Regions from separate parts of the Homo sapiens genome. Here region 2 is linked to region 1. Evidence: chromatin contacts called from ENCODE Hi-C or POLR2A ChIA-PET data. All regions are on one chromosome and are shown on one strand. Each heading gives the region's core, a stretch centred on a gene start or an enhancer-like site at or near the end of the contact. The rest is flanking DNA. Distances are from core to core; before and after follow the strand shown. Region 1 overlaps TSPOAP1-AS1 (TSPOAP1, SUPT4H1 and RNF43 antisense RNA 1). Region 2 overlaps VMP1 (vacuole membrane protein 1).

Region 1 (5,395 bases), core at 1,241-3,740:
CAAGTAGTGGAGCCTCAGCTCAAGAAATATAATGTCCACACTAAGTTTAGGGCTACTAACTGTTTGTGACATAGTTGTCCACAAACACAGCAAGTTTTTTTCCCTCCATAAGTGTTCAACAGAACCAGTGTGAGGCATTAGCTTTCTTCTGAGTGAAGTTATTACAACACATTGTCCCTACACGTTGAGCCCACCAACCACTCTAATCCCACCACTCTAGTCCCTAAGTCTAAAATTAGCCAAAGAGATGGAGGCAGTGGGGCAATGGCCCAGGGAGGGGATCCTTGGGATTTACTCAAGGATTCCTGTGCAGAGCATTGGGAAACCAGTCTAGCCCTTCATGAGTTACCCCTGGCTGCATCTTCTATTCCACTCCAGCAGCTCTTACGCACCTGCTGACCTGTGTGCCCCACACCTCCCAACCTCTCTTTTTCCTCCTCACCTCCCTCAATCTGCAGACTGATGATGGCACCGTCACACCCCACTGGAACACTGAGACTTGTGCGATGAAAATACATGTATCTAACTAAGGGCAGAGTCCTGGCCCTGCTGCCTCCACCAGCCACCAACCCTGTGACTTTCCCAAGTCACCTCTAAAATGAAGTTTCTTGTCTAGGAAGTGCAGTTGACAAAACTATGATGTTAAGGGCAGGATCGTGGTTAGCTGTGATAGGTGGTGGTGGAGGAGGGCATGAGAAGCACCTAAGGTGCTGGTTATATTTTGTTTCTTTCTTTCCTTCCTTCCTTCCTTCCTTTTTCTTTCTTTTCTTTCTCCCTTCCTTCCCTTTCTTTCTTTCTTTTATTTTCTTTCACTTTTTTTTTTTTTTTTTGAGACAGGGTCTCACTTTGTCACCCAGACTGCAGTGCAGTGGCATGATCATGGCTCACTGCAGCCTCAACCTCCTGGGCTCAGTTGATCCTCCCACCTCAGTGCCTCAAGTAGCGGGGTCTACAGGCATCCACCACCACATCCAGCTAATTTTTATATTTTGGTAGAGACGGGGTTTTGTCATGCTGCCCAGGCTGGTCTCGAACTCCTGGGCTCAAGCCATCCACCCACCTCGGCCTCCCAAACTGCTGGGACTACAGGCATGAGCCACTGCGTCCGGCCTTTTATCTTGATCTTGATGCTAGTTATGTAGGTCAGTTCACTTTCTGGAAATATATTGTTATATACTTAGGATTTGTTCACTGTTATACTTCAAATAAAAAGTTTGCTTTGGCTGGGTGTGGTGGCTCACGCCTGTAATCCCAGCATTTTGGGAGGCTGAGGCAGGTGGATTGCTTGAGCTCAGAAGTTTGAGATCAGCCTGTGCAAAGGGCGATGCCCTGTCTCTACTAAAAATTTTTTTAAAATTAGCTGGGCGTGGTGGCACACGCCTGTAGTCCCAACTACTTGGGAGGCTGAGGCAGGAGGATCACTTGAGCCCAGGAGGTCACGGGTGCAGTGAGTCCCAGTTGTGCCACTGCACTCTAGCCTGGGCAACAGAGCAAGACCCTGTCTCAAAAAAAAAAAAAAAAAAATCAAATACAATAATTTAGGCAAAAGCAATTTGAGAGTTGTAAACTATGTAAGGAATTGTCATTATCCAAGGTTGCCTATCTCTAGGTAAGTTCTAGATAGGTGTGACAAGAATTTCATCCTTCCAGCATTGTTGGGTAATGGTAATAGGTGTTCCACCACATATATCATACATAAATACATCAAAACTGAATCAAAACAGAAACATTTTCCTTCAAGCACCAGGGCTTTTTTTTTTTTTTTTTTTTTCCAAAGACAGGGTCTTGTTCTGTTTCCCAGGCAGGAGCGCAGTGGCACGATTGTAGCTCACTGAAGCCTCCAGCTCCTGGGCTCAATCAATCCTCTCACTTCAGCTCCTAGAGTATCTAACAATACAGGTGCGCACCACTCCACCCAGCTCATTTTGGGGGTATTTTTGGTATTTTTTGTAGAGACAGGGTTTCAAATTCCTGGCCTCAAGTGTTCCTTCGGCCTCAGCCTCCTAAAAGGCTAGGATTATATGCGTGAGCCACTGTGCCTGGCCAAGGTTTTTTTAAAATTTTAATCTTTATGTTCTCGTTTTTTATAAGATAAAGTTTGGTTTGGGTTTTTTTTTTGTTTTTTTGTTTGTTTTTCTGTGGTTCTTTTTTTTTAGACAGGGTCTCACTATGTTGCCTAGACTGGCCTTGAATTCCTGGGCTCAAGAGATTCTCCCGCTTCAGCCTCACAAGTAGCTGGGACTACAGGCATGTGCCACTACACCTAGCTTAAATTTTTAAAAATGTGTTATATACTTCCTTGCTATTTGGATACAAGATTCTGAATGTGATTTAACCTGATTTGGTTCAAAGTCATTGTTGTAAACCTCCATTTTTGTATCATGTGGTGAAATGGTTCCGGGACTGACTCTTTTTCTACCTCTTGGATTCATAGCAACCTGTCAGCTGTCACTTCTGTTGCTCATGTGTGGCTGTCCCCCTTCCAGTCTTGTCTGACCTAGGAGAACAGACAGCCACACTTGGTAAAAATTGCTATAGGTTGCACCAATAAGGTTTAGACTGGGGAGAAGAGCACATGGCTGCCTGCCTCAGTCTTGGGGTTTCGAGGCCTTCACCAGTGGGAAGGTGAAATGCAGAGTCTACAGAGGAGTGAAGGCAGACCACAGAACATTAGGACTGGGGGAGTCATGACTTAGGCCAGCCCCTCACTTTTTAGAGGAGAGGACTGAGCCCCAGAGACTGGTCAGCTTGACTTCAGGAGCGGGTCGCTGCTACTTTGTATGTCCTACACTGCCTAGCTCAGTACCTCTTGTCTAAAGATGCTGTGTTTCTCTGCCATAAGATCCCAGGAAGCGGGAACTGAGTGCAGAGAACACTCTGCCTTGTGCTGCTGGTACCAGCATGCCAGATCCTCTGAGAAATAGGATGGAAAACATTTCCCCTCTATGCCTTGGCACTCCCCCATTCTCAACCCTCTGCCTTCCGGGTAGAGGGCAGACATTATGTTGTCCCGATAGGGAACTTGAAGTCCAAGGAACTTTCCTTGGGGGTCTATCTATGGCGGATAGAGGCCTGGGCCTCTAAGAGAGAGCTGGCCTAGCCCATTTTGAAAGCCCCTGTGTGCTGCTTCCGGCCTATGCACTCTTCTTCCTGCAAACTGAGCTCTTGTGTTACAGAGTGAGCGTGAGGGAAGGGAAGGAGCAGCTTCAGACAGCAGGGTAGGGGGACCTCAGTTTCTCTCCAAAATGGATCCCTCATCCCCTTTCCAAACCCAGCAACTACCACCCTTTCAACCCCTTCCCCCATCCCGGAAAATACCTGGAAGGAAGTGAGCGCTCTGGGGCCACTAGCAGGAAGTGGGGGGTTAACTGTCACCTCATCCCTGGGGGCTTGAGTAGCAGAAGGCAGAGGGGGAAATGCAAATCCATGCTTGGGAGGGAGAAGAACTCCTGAGAGGAAGCAGGTGGCAGCCAGAGCCCAGACTTCCTCCTGGGCCAGTGGTCCCAGCAGGGGCTGGAGAGGCCTGAGGCAAGGGAGTTATCACAGGCACTGAACAAGACAGCAGTCGGCCCACCCTGTGCAGGCAGCTGCAGCACTTTCTCTGGTCAGCTGAGTAGACTCACTTCCTCTGCCCTGCACCCCAGAGAGGCCGGGAGATGGAGGGCGGGGTCTCAGGAGGAGGGGTGGGGCATGGTCTGGATTCATGGAAGGTGAGGAGATGCAGGAGAAATGAAGGGGGGTATGTCCCTGGGGAATCAGCTGGAGGCAGGCAGGCATCAGTCTCTTCTGCTTTTGCTTAGGGACTAAGATTCAGGAATCCCTCTGGCCTTGGCACCTCCCCCTACCTTGTTCTAGACACCAGGGGCCAAAATTGAGAACCACATGATATCCTTGCAAAGGGATCGTTTATAGCACCTGGAAACAAGAATCTAAGAAGCAGCCTTTGGCCTTGTGCCTCTACACTAATCATCTATTACATCCCTATGGCAATTTCCAGGTTCAAAATGGGCCACCTCTATTATTGCATTTGACCCTCAGTGCCATCCCACGAGGCAATATTATTCCCCTTTCACAGATGAGAAAACTGAGTTTCCATTACATCTCTCGCCCACAGTCAGTGGCCTGGTGAAGCTGCACTGGTGCTTCAGCCTTTCCCCTTGCACAACGCTGCTGTCCCTATGGCCTCCCTTCAGTTCTCCATGGCAGATGGGGATCCAGGGCCCATAACTGGGGCAGGGGCATGGGGGTCCTCCAGGTTTCCCTTTTTCTTCCTTGAACCCCATCCAGCCTGCAGGTGGGGCTCTGGGGTTGCAGGTCCACTGACCTTAGTAACAAAGGCTCCTTGGGGGTGAGGGCTTCCATGCCTCCTGTGTTCACCCACCCTGGGACCCCTCGAAGAGGTGCCGGGACCCCTGACACCCACCCCCATTTTGTCCCAGGCTTCTCACCTCCCCCTCCCCAGAGCCGCAGCCCCATGACGCAGCCAGCCGCTGTTGCCCCATTGGCCCGCCCTAGTGCATTTGCCCTTATTTGGCCAGGCCAGCTCCAGGCTGGGTCTCCACCCCCGGCCCAGCCCCCGCAGGCCTGTCTCTCTCACTTCGTCTTTTTGAGGTTTGGCTCTGGGGCTCTGGGGCTCTGGGGCCCTGGCGGGCGTCACTTCAAACGCACTTTCTGGTTGAGTCACTTTTTAACGGCTCCAGTGCTGTGAGCTGCTGCTGCTGCTGGGTCCCTGGCCTTGGGGGCCAACCCTCCCCCATTTGACTGCTTAATAGGCTCTGAAGGAAAGGGCTGGGGAGGCCATCTGCTGCTGGAGAGACTCTGCGGGCCACCTGGCCACCCAGTTAGGCCCCTCTGCCCCCCAACCCACAAGCCTGGGCCAGAGGGTCCGCCCTGGGTCGCTCCCACTGCTTTTTCCAACGGGGTTGTGAGGGGAGAACAGGTCTTCACAGAAGACCTGTTCTTTGGGGACTTTGAATTGAGCTCCCTCTGGGGAACAGAAACGGGGTGCCCGATTTTCAGGAAGGTGAAACTTAACCTCGCTGAGTTTCCGGTTCCTCATCTCTGAGATGGGGATACCATCACTTACCTCACTGGGTCAGCATGACGATCAAGCGAGATTCAGATTGAGTGTGTTTCATCAAGTTCTCTAGCTGCCTGGGCTGCCTCCCTTCCCTCGGCCCCGAGTGCAGAACGTGGAGGTGAACGGGATGAATCCAAGCTGGTTCGCAGGGCAGTCCTCACTGAGCAGTCTCTTTCCAACTCTCACCACCTTTTCCAGCTGGTCCTGGGATGTGAGGAATCCTGTTGGGGGCAGGAGGCTGGCAGGAGGAAATAGATAGCTCTTTGCCCCTTGTTTCCAGACAAGATAAGGGGAGAATTCTACTAGAGCCATTCC
Region 2 (5,395 bases), core at 1,435-3,934, 1.4 Mb before region 1:
TATGGTTCATGCCTTTCTTCTCAATGCCATTCATGAATAGGAGATGCTCTAAAAGGTTTCTTTTGCCTTGGAAGTAGGTAGCTGGTTACTGACTGAATCATTTACTGACAAGGAATATGTTTAGATTCCATTTCAATAAGGTACACACACTATCAAGATGGTGAGGTTAGTTTTAAACAAATATGAAAATGCATATCTTACCCACATGCAGGCTTCAATCCTAACTTTTGAGATGATACTCCACAAAGAAATGGTTCCTTCAGTGCCCTCTTCATCTGGACAAATAATCTGATCAGGATAGGGTGGTTCGGGAAAATTAACTGAATTGCATTCATAAGCAGCTAATGTAACTGAGGCTATATGTGGACCCTATAAAACAAATACAAGAAACTTCTGATAAGAACTATTAAAAAATTATCAATACACATTATTTTAAAAATATATTAATTACTGTGTAAGAAAAATCTTAGCTTTCAAAGAACAAAAATAATTCTAAATAATTTCAAGATGCAGTTAGTAATATGAAGAAAATAATCCTTCCCAGAATCTCTTCCTGGTTGACTTAAAAAAAAATCAGATTTATTGAGGTAAAATTTACACATAATGAGTCACTTATTTGAGGTCTACATTTCAATTAGCTTTGACGAACATATTCAGCCATATAACCACACCAATCAAGATACAGAACATTTCCATTACTGCAAAAATGATCCCTTGGCCAGGCACAGCAGCTCATGCCTGTATTCCCACCACTTTGGGCGGCTGAGCCAGGATGACTGCTTGAAGCCAGGAGTTCAAGACCAGCCTGGGCTACAAAGCAAGACCTCATCTCTACAAAAATTTAAAAAATTAGCCATGCATTGTGGCATGTGCCTGTAGTCCCAGCTACTCAGGAGGTAGGAGGCATTGCTTGAGCCCAGGTGTTGGAGGCTGTAGTGGGCTATGATTGTGCCACTGCACTCCAGTCTGGACAACGGAACAAGGCCCCATCCCTTATAAAAAAAAATCCCTTGTGTTCCTCTGTGGCCAATTCCCTCCCTCAAGTCCTAGTCCCCGGCAACCACTGATCTAATTCCTTGCTTGACTTTTATTTTATTTATCTATATTTCTCATTTGTTAGATAATTCCTTTTATTAAAAAAAACTTCCTGAGCCACTGTTCTTTTAGGCACAATTTGAGAATATCACTTTACGTCCTTACTTAAAAACAGCTGGTGATCTACCACCTCATGTAACCTTTCCCAGTGAGATCATAAAGCAAAAATGTAACTGTGAAACCAGTATCAATGAGTTTTACACAATGGTTCCTAAAAGCACAAGATGAGGTGTCTGCATACTAGGGAGTTGGTTAAAATATAAATTCCTGGGTCCCTTAAGCATAGGTTGATAGATGTCCTCTAGCATACAGTAACTAGCAGCCATCAGCTATTATGAAGATAAATACTTTATTTGTAGAATAAAATTATTTACATATATATACACGAGATTTTATTACTAATTATATTGTGCAAGTATTTCTGAATCTGAAGGTTTCTATTAAAGATTTCTCCAATGATTTTTCATAAATGAGACAGTCCCACAGAAAAGTAAGTGGGCTCTGTGTATAAGAAAGTATTTTAAGATCACTTGATGAAAGAATCTGTGGTTCAAAGTACATAAAATCTAGTGATAAAAATAAAACTAAGACATTCTACTATCAAGATAATAAAATTTTGTTTGATGTTAATATACAAAGTTGTTCACACATATGTGATATTTATCTCTAAATAGAATCGGCATTTTCTGTTAAAATAATACCTAAAAAATGAAATCCTTGGAACTGAATCAGTTAATTATTAGTTTTTTCTGGATCAAAAAAATCGATGTGAAGTTTTAGCCTTTGTTCCTCTTTTTGGGGACTTTTAATTCTTGGAAATGCAGAAATATTAAAGTATTAAAATAATTATATAAGATTTTGAAAATACTTTGACTACTTAGGTTTTTGAAAACTTATGATTAACCATGAAATCTACAATCATTTCTTTAAATGCCAGGTGCACACAAGAGATTTCACACTTGGGGGAAAAAAGAATTATTTTGTGATACTACAAAAAAACCCCAAAGTTTGTGATATTCAGAATAACTGCATAGTTTGTGAAACATTTCTCCTCATACAATTATAGCTATCAGACATAATTAAAAAAAAAAGAAGAAATCAGCTGTAACTTCCACCTTTACTATTAGAAAACACAAAAGAGACATATGAATGCCAATAAGTGAAAAAGAAGAAAATTTAAGAGTTTGTCCATGCTGTCCCCATGTTACTGTCCTCTTTGGCTACAGGTAGTCTACAGCTAAAGTTAGAAATGAATTTCAAGTGAACAAAAATAAATTGCTCTGGGAGCTAAAATAATGAGATTTCTGGGATAGATAGGAAAGAAAAAGCTATATTTGCATTCCAGAAATATAAAAAATGTATCCTAACAGATTAAACACATTATCCAATAAAATAAAAGTTCTTTATAGTTTTCATTTTTAGTTATTCTGAAAAGGGAAATTTTCAACAATCTGATTTGAGAATGTTTTTTCAAGTCTCTGATTTGAGAATTCTTTCTTCTAAAGAAGTCTGTTCATTCACTCAACTAAACTGACATATATTTTCCATAACCACACTAGTAAGTCATGATTACTCAGCCTTTGAGGCAGATGTGGTGGTTCCCAGACAAAATGAACATTAACAACTCAGTTTCTTGTCCTTTGTTCATAGTTTAAACTATATTAAGTGATAGGAAACCTCACAAGTTCTATTCAACATTTTAGCTTAATGGTTTTTAAATATAACCGATTTGAATGAAAAAATATGTTTATATGAAAAATTCAAATAAAAAAATTTTTGATTAAAAGTTTTAAAAGTTACACATAATTCAAACTACTTTTAAAGTATATTTTCTAAAAACTACAAGTCTCACTACAATGTAGCAAATATGAGTCACATTTTTAACCATACTAAACAAAGAAACAAGAGGGTAAAGACCCAAACAGCTATAGTATTAATTGAAAAGCCTAACTGGATAAAACCTGCCACAGGATATAAAATTTATATATTTACTGAGCAGCAGGTTCCAACTCTTGTGGGAGCATGGGTTAGGGATCCTGGTCTATGGCTGAAGGTTTTCTGTCTCACGGCGGATGAAGTAACGGATACTAGACTTTCATTTCTATAGCAAACAATTAGAAAACTGGACAAAATATATGGGACAATTCTTTTTAGACATTGTACTACAGGCAGTACAGGGCTTTGATTACTAAGAGAAGGGATAAAAATGAAGAAACCATACATTGACTCTGGCTTCTTGTCTGTAGACACATTCCATGCCTGCCAAAAATTCCATGGTCAAAAGAGCAAGAGCCCAAACAAAGCATGTTGCTCCTGCCGAGTTGAGAATGAGATTGGGGTTCACGAGTTCAGGATTCAAGAAGGCTGAGGCAGTCAGAATTTATGAGGCAGTATACCAGAAAAGAGAAAGCTACACAGAGAAGGAACTCTAGAAATCTGCACAGGGGTCCCCTTCAGACTCTGGCACACAAAGCTGCATTGCATGCTAAGGTGAGACCACAAGTCCAGGCAAAGAACTACAAGAACTACTGGGAAAAGAATAATTACTGGGGATTTGTAAACTGACCAATTCCCAGAGTTCACACAGGCCTGGGAAACATTTGTGATCAACCAGCTAGAGTAGAGAGACTCAGCATTCAACCCAGAAAGGTCATGCCTGGGTAGGTACGACCTTTCCTTCTGGTCCTAAGGTGAAAGCTACTCTAGTCTGACCCTAACAGGGTTTAAAACAAGTCTTAAAAAGATCAAGCTGATCCACAGGTAACTTAATTGTCCCCTTCACCCTCCCCCCACATCAATGTTCTATAGTGGAAGACAAAATCCATACAATCAACAATTTAATACTACATATCTAGCATTCAATTAAAAATTACTAGCACTCAATATAATATTACTAGATATGCGAAGCAGCAAATTATAACTCATAACCAAAAGAAATATTGCTCAATAGAAACAGACCCAGATTTGATGAAAAGTATCAATCCACAGACTTAAGAAACTGAACAAATCCAGTCAGGATCGACACAAAGAAAATAAAACACATGGGCTGGGTGCGGTGGCTCACGCCTGTAATCCCAGCACTTTGGGAGGCCAAGGTGGGTGGATCATGAGGTCAGGAGTTCGAGACTAGCCTGGCCAACATGGTGAAACCTGTCTCTACTAAAAATACAAAAAATTAGCCGGGCATGGTGGCAAGTGCCTATAATCCCAGCTACTGGGGAGGCTGGGGCAGGAGAATCGCTTGAACCCAGGAGGCAGAGGGTGCGGTGAGCTGAGATCTCAACACTGCATGCCAGCACAAAAAAGAAAAGAAAAGAAAACATATAGGCCGGGCATGGTGGCTCACGCCTGTAATCCCAGCGCTTTGGGAGGCCAAGGTGGGTGGATCATGAGGTCAGGAGATTGAGACCATCCTGGCTAACATGGTGAAACCCCATCCCTACTAAAAATACAAAAATTAGCTGGGTATGGTGGTGCGCACCTGTAATCCCAGCTACTCGGGAGGCTGAGGCAGGGGAATGGCTTGAATCCGGGAGGCGGAGATTGCAGTGAGCCGAGATTGCGCCACTGCACTCCAGCCTGACGTCAGAGCAAGATGCCATCTCAAAAAAAGAAAAAAGAAAATAGAAAATAAAACATAATCAAACTGCTAAAAATCATCACAATCATGTCATAATGAAATTGCTATAATTCAATGACAAGAGGAAAAGTCTTAAAAACAATAGAGTAGATAAAAATAAAACATCTACAGGGAAAAATAGGTCAGACTTTTCATCAGAAATAATGCAAACCACAGGACATCAGAATTACTTCTTTAAAATGTCAAAGAAAAAAATACCTGTGAATCTGGGAGCTAGGGAAAATATATTTCAAAAAAATATATTTCAAAACAGTACTGTGGATTTACGACATATGAGGAAGTAAAATATACAAGAAGTAAAATGTATGACAACTAAAGCATAAATTATAAATTATGGGAGGAGGAAATGAAGAACACTATTATAAGGTTGTTATATTTTATACAAAATGAGAAAACAATACTTCATTGTTCACCCTGTAAGTTAATGGAGCATATTGCAAACCTTAGGACAACCACTAATTTTTTTTTTCTTTTTTTTTTTTGAGAAAGGGTCCTACCCTGTTGCCCAGGCTGGAGGGCAGTAGTGTGATCACAGCTCAGTGGAGTCTTGACTGCCCAGGCTCATGAGATTCTACCTCAGCCTCCCGAGTAGCTGGGACCACAGGCATGCATCACTACACCTAGCTATACCACTAAAAATTTTAAAAGAAGTAGAACAAA

What was found. A loop is a pair of places that touch in the nucleus more often than their neighbours do. ChIA-PET counts read pairs that join two places held with the same protein, here RNA polymerase II (POLR2A). Pooled maps may share reads with other maps.
Region 2: a loop to region 1 is called in a pooled map, with 5 times the contacts of the local background. The contact joins two enhancer-like sites. A Hi-C loop is called at or near these places in 4 of 50 pooled maps. POLR2A ChIA-PET finds 5 or more read pairs at or near these places in 3 of 52 experiments (activated CD4-positive, alpha-beta T cell and activated naive CD4-positive, alpha-beta T cell).

What each region holds. Positions count from the first base shown.
Region 1 is chr17:58,337,371-58,342,765 of GRCh38, reverse strand. TSPOAP1-AS1 (TSPOAP1, SUPT4H1 and RNF43 antisense RNA 1) reads right to left here. Exons shown (of 5, transcript NR_038410.1): 3 at 5,087-5,318. Among named protein-coding and RNA genes, the nearest start is that of MIR4736, 4.0 kb to the right of the region's middle. RefSeq lists enhancers at 2,909-2,958, 3,399-3,508, 3,639-3,698, 4,444-4,738, 4,709-4,918 and 1 more and a silencer at 4,184-4,478. Within about 2 kb of position 2,490, at least 4 of the 41 ENCODE cell types and tissues checked have a DNase peak (open chromatin) inside an H3K27ac peak, as active enhancers do.
Region 2 is chr17:59,759,945-59,765,339 of GRCh38, reverse strand. It overlaps VMP1 (vacuole membrane protein 1), which reads right to left. Exons shown (of 12, transcript NM_030938.5): 6 at 202-369. Among named protein-coding and RNA genes, the nearest start is that of VMP1, 55 kb to the right of the region's middle. Within about 2 kb of position 2,684, at least 7 of the 41 ENCODE cell types and tissues checked have a DNase peak (open chromatin) inside an H3K27ac peak, as active enhancers do.